2 separate regions of the Homo sapiens genome follow, and region 2 is linked to region 1. The links are chromatin loops, found by intact Hi-C in ENCODE. Cell type or tissue: PC-9. All regions are shown on one strand. Each heading gives the region's core, and the rest is flanking DNA. Links, peaks and the distances in the headings are about the cores only.

Region 1 (7,639 bases), core at 2,208-4,707:
GAATGTGACTATTGGTTGTTGTGAGGTTCAGGTGAGCCACAAGAGGCAAAAATCCTGTGCCCACCTTAGGACAAATTTTTCCTTCTCCCTCCAGCCTGGATTCCAGCCATTCCAACAAGCCCCTGCCTCTGCAGGGCTTGCGGCGGCAGCACGTGAGCCGTGCCACAGGGTGGGTCTGTCTGCAGGCTCCAGGCCTGAGTTAGCATATCTCGGGGCGGGCTCCCCATGCCAGCACAGGTATCCACAGGAGAGACAGCTGGGCCCTCGTTAACAAGGTGTCTCCAGACCTTATTTGGAATACGTCAGCTACTGTGATTAAAGACAGTACATAAATGTCAGCCTCGCCGGGCCCCAGCCCCAGCTGGTTTCCGGGGAAGGAGACCAGAAAAATATGTCTTCATTCCTTCTGTTTTACAGCTTAGGCCATGATGGCTTTATACAGAGCGAGTTCACCGTGGTGGAAACCTGCGCAGGTCCTGCCAGGCGTGGGGAGTGGGAGAACAGTCTCCCATTGAGCCCCCCGCCAGGCCAGGCCTGATTGTCGTGTGACCTGCAGTCACTTCTCCCCTTCAGAGCCTCGGTTTCCTCATCTATAAAATGGGGACATAATATATGTGCCCATGGGTTCTTAAGAAATAAAGATCACCTTTGGAAGCTGCCCAGGGTAGTCCCTCTCCAGGAGCAGGCACTCACTGCAACCAGGAAAACACAAAAAGGGGCACACTGGGGAATGGAGCTGCCCACTTTGTAGACACAGGTGCTCAATGAATGGCCCTTTCCTTGGATCCAAGTGGGGAGAGACTTTGACATTCTCAGTGAAACAACATTGAAAGTAGGTAATTGGGGGCAAAGTAAGGTGCAGGAGCACTGCTCCCAGAGTCACTGACTCACTGTGTGACCTCAGATAAGTGACTCCAGTCTCTGGGACTGGGTTTCCTCATCTGTAAAATCCCTGGCCCGGCCGGGCTCTTCCTTTTGGAGCACTGTGATAAGGCCAATACCTGGCCTCAGTTTCCCAATCTGTAAAATGACGGGACTGGACCAGATGATCTCTGGCTCATCTCAGCTCAGGCACATGGAATTTTTTCCAGGAAGTGAAACAATGGTCAGGACTAGGCTGCGTGGAAAAGGGAGATTTCATGATTAACGCAGGGGCAGAATCCCATGGCAAGAGAAGCCGTTCTGGAGAGTGGGGTTATGTACCTGAGGTCACACAGTGCGTAGGTGACTCTGAGACCAGTGCTCCTGCCATTCCTATGGCAGGAGAAGCCCTTGATGCTGTTGGAGTCCCTCAGGGAGGCAGAAAGATAAACCCAGGGCAGGGAGAGAGCTCACCATGCTGCAACCCGAGCACCAGACAAAGGTAGCCTGGGAGACCTGTCTCCCAGTCCCAATGGCAGGATGAGGGCAGGGGAGGGGACTGGAGATGCCTTTTCACAAATTGCTTCTGAACCTCAGAAAAAGAGAATAGCCTGGCACCAACTTTGCTCCTCCCTTGTTCCAGGTTTTGTTCCAAACACTTTACACATCTTCACTCATTTAATCTCCATGAGGCAAGTGTGACTGTTATGCCCATTTCACAGATCTGGAAAGTGAGGTATAGGGAAGTAATTTGACCGAGTCCTCACAGCTAGCCCACGGCAGAGCTGGGGCATGGACTAAGACAGTCTGGCACTGAAGCCACTCTCTTGAAGTATCAATGATGAAGAGCACCATTTAATGAGCACCTACTATGTAACAGGTGCTGTGCTGGCTTCCTTACAGAATGATCTTCATTAACTGGGACAGCATTCTTACGAGGACGGCACTTTGTTACTCACATTTCATAGAGGAAGAAATGAAGGCCCAGAGAAGTGAAGCACCTGGCCTTGGTCACAGAACTGGAATGTGGCTGAGCTGGGATTCTGACCCAGGGCCCAGGCCCCTTCCATGCCACCAGGCTGGACAGGACCCCCTCTGCAGAAACTCTGAGTAGAGGCTAAAGCAAATGTCAGGAGACAGAACACAGCTATGTCTTGTGTAGAATGGTAGGAAAGTCTGTCAGGTGGTCCCGGGACAAGAAAAGGCATCCAGAACACAGCTGGGTGTTGGGGAGATCCCTATGAAGGATGTCTGGGGGCTTTGAGGGGCTCTGGGGGGCTTCAAGGGGTTCTGGCAAGCTTCACACAGCATCAGAGTCGTGAAGGCAGGTCCTCTGATCGAGGGCCTGCTGTGTCCTGGGCACTGTATTAAGTGCTTTGTATTCATTATTGCTCAATTCTTACCGTGGTAGGAATGGCATAGATCTCATTACTATCATCCCCATTTCATGCATAAGGAACTGAGGCTCACACAGGCTCACACTAGTCCAGGGTCACATAGCTAGCAAGAGCCAAACTCAGGTCCCCCCGTTTAAAAGCCAGTGCCTTTCCAATGGGCCAACCCTTCCTTCCCAGGTTCAAAGTGCTCAAGCCACCCAAACCGCATGGCTCAGGATCTGGTGCACGGCAGGTCCACGGCCTTGCCCCTTCCTAGCTCCATCCCAGGACCCTGAAAGGGTTAACTTCCCTGTGGCCCCAGGTCCGTCCCTGTCAGCCCACCACCCCTGCCCCTGCGTTATGAGGACCAGACCAGCTCTCGCTCCCGGCAGCTGACGAGTTCTCCGCTCAGTGGTTCGCGCTCCAGATATTAAATTACTCATAAAATATTTGACCTGTCCCCAAAGTGGCTGCTGCCTCCTCCCTGTGCCCACTGCTCACTTCACAACAGAAGGTCACACTATTCCATGGGGGAGGGGCCCTTGGAAAATGAACCCAACTTCATCTTGGGGGATCTGGGAGCCCAGGAAGGGGTAAGCTCTGGTAAGGTTGGGATGTTCCAAGGGCAAGGATTCTGTCCCCCATTCTGGGGCCCCCCGGCCTGGCCTGAGCAGAAGACTATGCCCCCAAATCTCCATGCTGCAGGGTACAAAGAGCCCAGAACTGCTGACTGCCCCGAGTCCCTCAGGATAAGGCCAAGGGTGACCTGGAATAGGTTCCCATTGTCTGAGGGACGAGTGGTCTCTCCTCTCCTCCTCCCTCCCCTCCTCAGTTGCCATGGCAACCACAGTGGGGGGTGGGAGGCTGGACCGCTCAGCTCCTGGCCGGGCTACCCGGCATGCTCTGCTTTCACCCAGTTTTCTCCCTCGTTGCCCCTTGGCAGGCAGGGGGTGGGGCAGACCCAGCCCTTTCACGCAGCGGAGGGTTTGCAGCCAAGGAGCATCACCTCCCGTTCCCTGCCTTCACGCAGGAGGTTTTCCGGCATGGCCCCCAGGAATAGGACTTTTCTGAGTATGGTTTATCAGATAATGATTTTGGGGAGGGGTCTCTCTCAAGCCCCCTGGAGTTAATGAAGTCAGTTAAGCCCTGGGATTAGAAGGTCGGGGTCATGGGTACAGCCCATGTTTGCAGAGTAACGCCCCACCCCACCCCTAGCTCCCACCAGCTGTTTCAGAAATGCCTAATGCTGGTCGTCTAGGGAACTAGTGAGAGGGTCTGGACAGGACATGGCAACCTCATCCTGAGTACCCACAGTCACAGTCCCTCAGAGTATATACCCCGCAGCCTGGGCATTGGGAGCCTCCTCTCTTTCTTCCTGCCCCCTCATAGATGACACATTTTTCATAATAGTAGTGTATATATTACTAGTAAGTTCTTATCACCCTGGCCTGGAGTTTCATAAAGTAATACTGAAAGAAACTGGGTTTAGCCTTTGTCGTGGCTCTACTTGGGGTACACTGCCACCAGGTGGCGGTAGGCACTTTCCAACTACTCCCTGAGATTCCAGAAGATGATATTCCACTTTTACATTCCACCACCACAACCTATAAAATGCCATTGCTTTTTTACTTTTATATTAAGATTACAGGACTTTATAAATAGCCAAAGTTAAGGAGGCTTTAAACAAACTCTATGTTTTGGTAGTATAGCATAGCAGACAGCACAAACTCTAGAGCCAAACTGCCTGAGTTCAAATCCTGGCTCAGCCACTTGCTAGCTAGTTAACCTTGGACAAGTTACTTCTCTGTGCTTCAGTTTCTTTATCTGCAAAATGGAGATGATGGAAAGCAACTCCCTCGATGCATTGTTTTAAAGACTCAATGAGTGAATGTACATGAAGCATTTAGAACAGTGCCTGGCACAGAGCATTAAGCTCTTTAGAAATGTTGGTTATCGATATTTAAAGATGAGCATAAGGGAAAAGTTTCAAAAACAGTTCATTTTGAGACCCACGGACATATCTTTCTCTGCTCAATCTTTTATCTGGTGTTTCTAATCTGGTGATTCATTTCAGGGCTGCCCTGCTAGACACCCATCATCTGCCCAGATGCCTCTTCCAGCTCCCTCAACCCCACATTCAAGCCCATATCCTAATGCCTTTACCTCCCGGGTGTCTGTGGGATTGTCCCCTGCACGCCCTGTGCACAGCCACCCTGATCTCATTCCTGAACCACTGCAACTGTCCCCCTGCCTCTTGCCTGCTCCCCTCCAACCATCTTCTCACCGCTGCCACAGTGATTTTTCTAAAACAAAAATATGCCTCTACTCAAATGCCCTCCATAGCTCCCCAGTGACTCAGTATCAAGTCCAGGCTCTTCAGGTAGGTCCGTCTCCTCATCTCCCACTCCAGCTTCATGCCCCCATCTCCACTGTCAGAATGCCATGCCCTGGTTCCAGCTGCCTCCTTGTAGTTCTCCCAAAGCCTTGGGCTCCCAGGCTCTGTAGCCTGGGCAGGGGCTGCCTCCTCTGTCTGCATCTCTTCCTTCCTTCTCCTGCCTGCCCATCTCCTGCCTGCTAAGCCTCAAGATGTAGCCCCTGTCTCCCTTTCCCTGGGAAGCACTTATGATCCCTCCACGGCCTCTGAACCGGGTGCAGACCTTTCTCGGCATGCCCAAAGCCTCTGCATGCTGGAAAGGGGCTGTCTCAGTTTGTTGGTATCACCAGAGATGCCCTGCACACAGCAGGCCCTCAGAGTACCTCTAAGGAATGAATCCAGAATGTCCATTTTGCCAATTCGGCCTACAATGTCCTCTTTCCCATCTTCTCCGTCCCAGCATCTCTTTCTAGGTCTGGCTCAAATATCACCTGTTTAGGAGCCTCCTGGTAACCCGCACGCCCATGTCATCCCTGCATTAACTATTTCACTCTCTCCTCAAAGAGGCAAATGCAATAGGCATGAACTTGACATGTGTGGAATGAATGAACAAATGACCAGGATTATGGTCTAGACCAATGTTTCTCAACCGGGGTTGGCATCCCCCCAGGGGACATTTGACAATGTCTGGAGACCTTTTTGGGGTCACAGGGTTGCTACTGAGATCTGGTGGTGGAGGCCAAGGATGCTGTAACACCTCCTGCAATGCACAGGACCGCCCCCAACCAGAAGTTATCTGCCCTAAATGTCACTTTCTCAAGGCTGAGAAACTGGGCTAGAGCTTGTTGCCTACAAATCTGTCTTCCTAGTACGCAGAGGGCCCCAAGCACTGAGCCTGATCTTATTTCTCCTGATTTTCTCAGTACCCACCGCAGAGCAGGCACGCAACAATTTTTTTTTTTTTGACACGGAATCTCGCTCTGTCACCCAGGTTGCAGTGCAGTGGCACGATCTCGGCTCACTACAACCTCTGCCTCCCGGGTTCAAGCAATTCACCTGCCTCAGCCTCCCGAGTAGCTGGGATCACAGGTGCACGCCGCCACATCCGGTTGATTTGTCTGCATTTTTAGTAGAGGCGGGGTTTCACCGTGTTGGCCAGACTGTTTACGAACTCCTGACCTCAGGCGATCCACCCGCCTCGGCCTCCCAAAGTGCTAGAATTACAGGCATGAGCCACTGCGCCCAGCCAACAGTTTTTCAAAATAAGCTCATGGGTGACATAATTCTTGTCCTTTTCCTCTCCCCAGCTTCCACCTCTCACTAGGAGCTTGGCCTCAAACTATTGTCAAAAGCCCCTTCTGGGACTATTCTTGCTAAGTCCCTCCAGTTTCTGCTGCCCCCAACCTTCCCTTTCTCAGATTCTCCTGGTCCCCACAGCTACGCGGAGTAAACTGGCAGGAAAGGAAGACCACATTTCCAAGATGGCGGGGAGCTTTGCTGGGCTCTGGGGACCCTAGGAGTCAGTCCTGGTTGGTGACTAACTTGCTGTGTGACTTGGCTGAGTCACAGACCTGTCTGGGCCTCCAGCTCTCAGTGAGGTGATGGGGGCGTGTAGACAGACCCTCTCTGGGCCTGCCCCCTCTAAAGGACGGTCCTAGCAGTCCCCCCGACTCCCAGCACCTCTCCCCTGCATGCAACAGTGCTCCCTGGGAAATTCTGGGAGGTGGGAGGGAGACAAGGATTCCCCCGTCTTTCCCCAGCCCGGGTGATCCAGGTGCTCCCGGCTCTGCCGCGCACTGGGGTGCCACCGTCTCCAAGGGCGCCGCTGTCAGCTGTGACCCCTGCGCCCCCAGAGGCGGCCAAACAAGCGGCCTTTGTGGTCTGTGCGTTGGCGGCCCTCGGGGAGCGTCACAAAGGGTGGGAAGAAAGGCCGCCAATCCTCTTAGGGCCAGCCGCCCGCTTTCCCACTGCGGCCCATCTGCTCCTGGGGAGCGGGCATAACCGCCGCCTGGCCCCACGGCGCGCAAAGCAAGCAAAAGCTGCCCGGGAATGAAAGGCAGGGGCCCGGGCCAGCCCAGATCCCCACGGCAAACACAGGCCTGGCCGGGGGCCTGGGAGGGGGCAGGGCTGATCCCCGGGGGAGACCACGGTTAAAAGCGCCGCCCCAGGAGGGGGACCCAGGGCTAATCCCCTCCTGCCCCACGCCTTCCCTTCCCACACCCCTACAAGGGGAAGGGGAAAGGCAGGGAAGGGCTGGGATCAAAGGTCCTTCCTCCTGTGCCAGGCGCTCAGTGGGGCCCTTTCTACGCACCCCTATCTTTTCCTTGAAGCACCCTATTTTACAAAGGGGCTCAGTAAGGCTAAGTCACTTGCCTAGGGTCACCCAGCTGCGATGTGGCAGAGCTGGGATCTCAGCGGGAGGCTGAATCTGAATTCTTTCATCCACGTAGCTGAAGTTTGCTGAGTCTCTCCATTGCCATGGGCTCTACAACCATCTCCATTGCTTACTGCAACTCTTTTAACAGATGGGGAAACTGAGGTCTGTAGGCAGGTGGTGATTGCCCAAGAGCACAGACCCGATCAAGTCCTGGCTCTACCATTCCTCTGCATTCTGGTCCCAACCCCCATCACTCATGTGCAAGCTTGGGCTCTGCCAGCCCCCAGCATGGGCCCTCAGGCAGGTCACTTCACCCCCAGGAGCCTCGATTTCCTCCTATGGAAACTGGGGATCTGTGAAGGGCGTAGTTCTGAGGGTTTGATGAGATGATCTGCTAAAGACTTTAGCTCCTGGCACACAGTAGGCACCCAATAATGGCAGCTGCTATTGTTATTACTTGGCCCAGAGCAGGATGGATCCCAGAACAGGAAGAGAAGGAAACAAAGAGTTTCCGCTCACTAATGGCTGGCCCCAAATACTCCTTTTTTCCATGGTTGGGGTTGGTTTGGCAGAGTAAGGAAGGAGCTGGAGAGAGGGGGAGGGAGGCAATGGATGCGTGGGAGGCCGCAGCAGGGGCCCAGGCTGAATCCA
Region 2 (2,500 bases), core at 1-2,500, 190 kb after region 1:
CAGAGCTGGGGCTGCAGCCTGCATGTCCTGACTGCCCAGAAGCTCTGGGCAGTGCCAAGATGGTGAGGCTGCCCCTTCATCCAGCCATCAGGGAAAGGTCGGTGCCCAAGAGGAAGGCGAGAGGGAGGGCAGGACGACTCAGGGGACCCAGACCCAGTGCAGTAATCCTCATGATTACTTTATGTGGTAGATGCTCTTACCAATGAGAACAATGTAGCTCAGAGAGGTCAAATAACTTGTCTAAGGTCTCTCAGCAAATTGCTTTTGAACCAGATGGCTTAGTACTGCCAGGAACTGTTACAAGTGTTTTTACATAAGTTAAGCAATATAAACTGACAACAACTCTAGGAGGTAGATACTGTTGTCCCATTTTACAGATAAGGAAACAGTTTAAGTGACTTCCCCGAGGCCACACTGCTCACACAGGTGGGTCTGGGTTTGCCAGCAGCCTGCACACTAACCACTATGTTCACTGCCCTCCTGCTTGCATGGCCTCCAAAGCCCATGCTCATTCCACTTAAGGAGGCAGCTCCAAGATGTATTTATGGGCCAGGTGTGGTGGCTTTTGCTTGTAATCCCAGCACTCTGGGAGGCTGAGGCAGGAGGACTGCTTGAGCCCAGGAGTTCAAGACCAGCCTGAGCAACATAGTGAGACCCCCCATCTCTACAAAAATAAAAATAAAATTAATAACAACAACAAAAGAAGTATTTACAGAGCACTTGCTGGGTGCAGATTCTAAGCTAGGCACAGGACAAGCAGCTGTGAGTCAGACATGGCTCTGATCCTGGGGGAGTTGAGAGCATGGCCAGGAGACCCCCAGAAAAATAATTTTGGTGGGTAAGTAAAGCACTCTGAACCCAAGCAATGTTCTGGGCCCCAAGAAAGGCAGGGTCTCTGAGGCCAGAGCTGGTTGAGGGTTGAGGGAGGGTGGTTTGCTAAGACTTGGACTGGGAAGATAAGCCTTGAAGACTAGAGCTGGAAAAAATGAACTAGGGAAATTTATGTTAATTGTTTACATACACAGAAACTAATGTCCAGAGAAGCTGAGTCACTTGCTGAAGAACCCACAGCACCCAGGCATAAAATGTACTCCCGGTGAGGGCCTGGGGGCCTGTGGATGGTTTAGCTGCATTTCATCCCAAGGAGATGAAATGTTTGTTGCAAAGCTGTTTCCTGTCCACCCACTTACCCATTGCACAATCTCTTCCAGGTATCATAGCAGAGCTGGGTTCATGAACCCAGCAGGCTGAAGCTGGGAGAGGGGCAGGGCCTAGACCCTCAGCCTCCTGATTCTCAGCCCAGGGCCAGCAAGAAGAGGAAGGTGGATTTGAATATGTGTGCACACAAGGCAGTTGCCTCTTATAGGCCCTAACCTCATACTCAGAGCTACAGTGGGGGTGGACTCCATATCAGGGATGATGGCCACAGCCCATGGGAGAAGCCAAATGAGGGCCGAGTGCAAGCAGTGCCCTCCTTAGGCTGGCCCTGGTACTGCAGGCCCGCCTTTTATTAATATTTTAATAAATTGATCACATATTCATTGGGCACCTATACTGTGCAAGGCCTTGTGCCATGGGCCTTACGCTTAAGCAGAATACTCACAATGACCCTGCAGAGATGGGCCTTAGAATCCTAATTTTACAAATAAGAAAACTGAGTCTGAGTAGTTAAGCAGCTTGTCTGGGGCTGCACAGCTAGTAAAAGGCCTAGCCAGTACTCAAAGCCAGGTCGGTCTTATTCCAAAAGTAGTGTCCTCCTCTATTCTACCACATCACCTCTCTACACTGCCCTAGGACTTTTCTTCTGCCGTATAATCATCTTAATTGTCTGTAACCCAAGGATCTAGTTCTAAGAATCAGGGCCCAGCCAGACATTATTAAGCAAGACCAGGACCCATGCACACTGCCCCAGACATCTTCAGATGTGCCTCCTAACTAGGTCAGGATTGATTCTAGAGACCATGACACAGCCAAGCTGGGATAGGTGAGGGAAGATTGCTGGGAGCCCTAGACAGCTCACGGACAAGAAACTAGGGAGCCCTGACAGAATTAGAACTCCCACGTTGGGGCCTGGAGACTTCAAACCCTTCAAGAGATGAGATTTTCCAGCAGTGGTGCTGCATGGCCCCTCCGCGAGGCTGTGTGGCCCCTCCGTGAGGCTGCGTGGCTCGTGACCTCTCTGAGTCTTCATCCAGTTTCCTGGTGACTCTCCTTGTCTTCTCTCTCAGGTTGTCCATCTGGGACTTTCAAGGCCAACCAAGGGGATGAGGCCTGTACCCACTGTCCCATCAACAGCCGGACCACTTCTGAAGGGGCCACCAACTGTGTCTGCCGCAATGGCTACTACAGAGCAGACCTGGACCCCCTGGACATGCCCTGCACAAGTAAGTCCTAGGGCCCCTCAAGGGCGATGGCTGGCCGAGTCCCAGGTCTACCTGCAGAAAAGCTCAGAGTGAGGATTGGGTGCCGTCCGGTTACAGCCAGTCTTTCCCTGGTGGGA

Evidence for each region. Peaks named below come from ENCODE experiments on the same cell type or tissue, not always from the same donor. Only the 100,000 strongest peaks of a DNase experiment are listed, where the experiment ranks them.
Region 2: a loop joins it to region 1, with 10 times the contacts of the local background. A loop is called at or near these places in 6 of 110 quality-filtered maps.

The regions. Positions count from the first base shown.
Region 1 is chr1:22,670,566-22,678,204 of GRCh38, forward strand. No RefSeq gene overlaps it. Among named protein-coding and RNA genes, the nearest start is that of C1QB, 21 kb to the left of the region's middle. RefSeq lists enhancers at 6,569-7,091, 7,124-7,639. In PC-9, for the core only: CTCF peaks have their summits at 3,761 (motif pointing right) and 3,964; no DNase peak of the experiment used is centred there.
Region 2 is chr1:22,860,809-22,863,308 of GRCh38, forward strand. EPHB2 (EPH receptor B2) reads left to right here. Exons shown (of 16, transcript NM_017449.5): 4 at 2,229-2,384. MIR4253 (microRNA 4253) reads right to left here and starts at 2,418; the gene lies at 2,351-2,418. In PC-9, for the core only: CTCF peaks have their summits at 1,487 and 1,688; a DNase peak (open chromatin) is centred at 1,223; H3K27ac peaks cover 1,603 bases.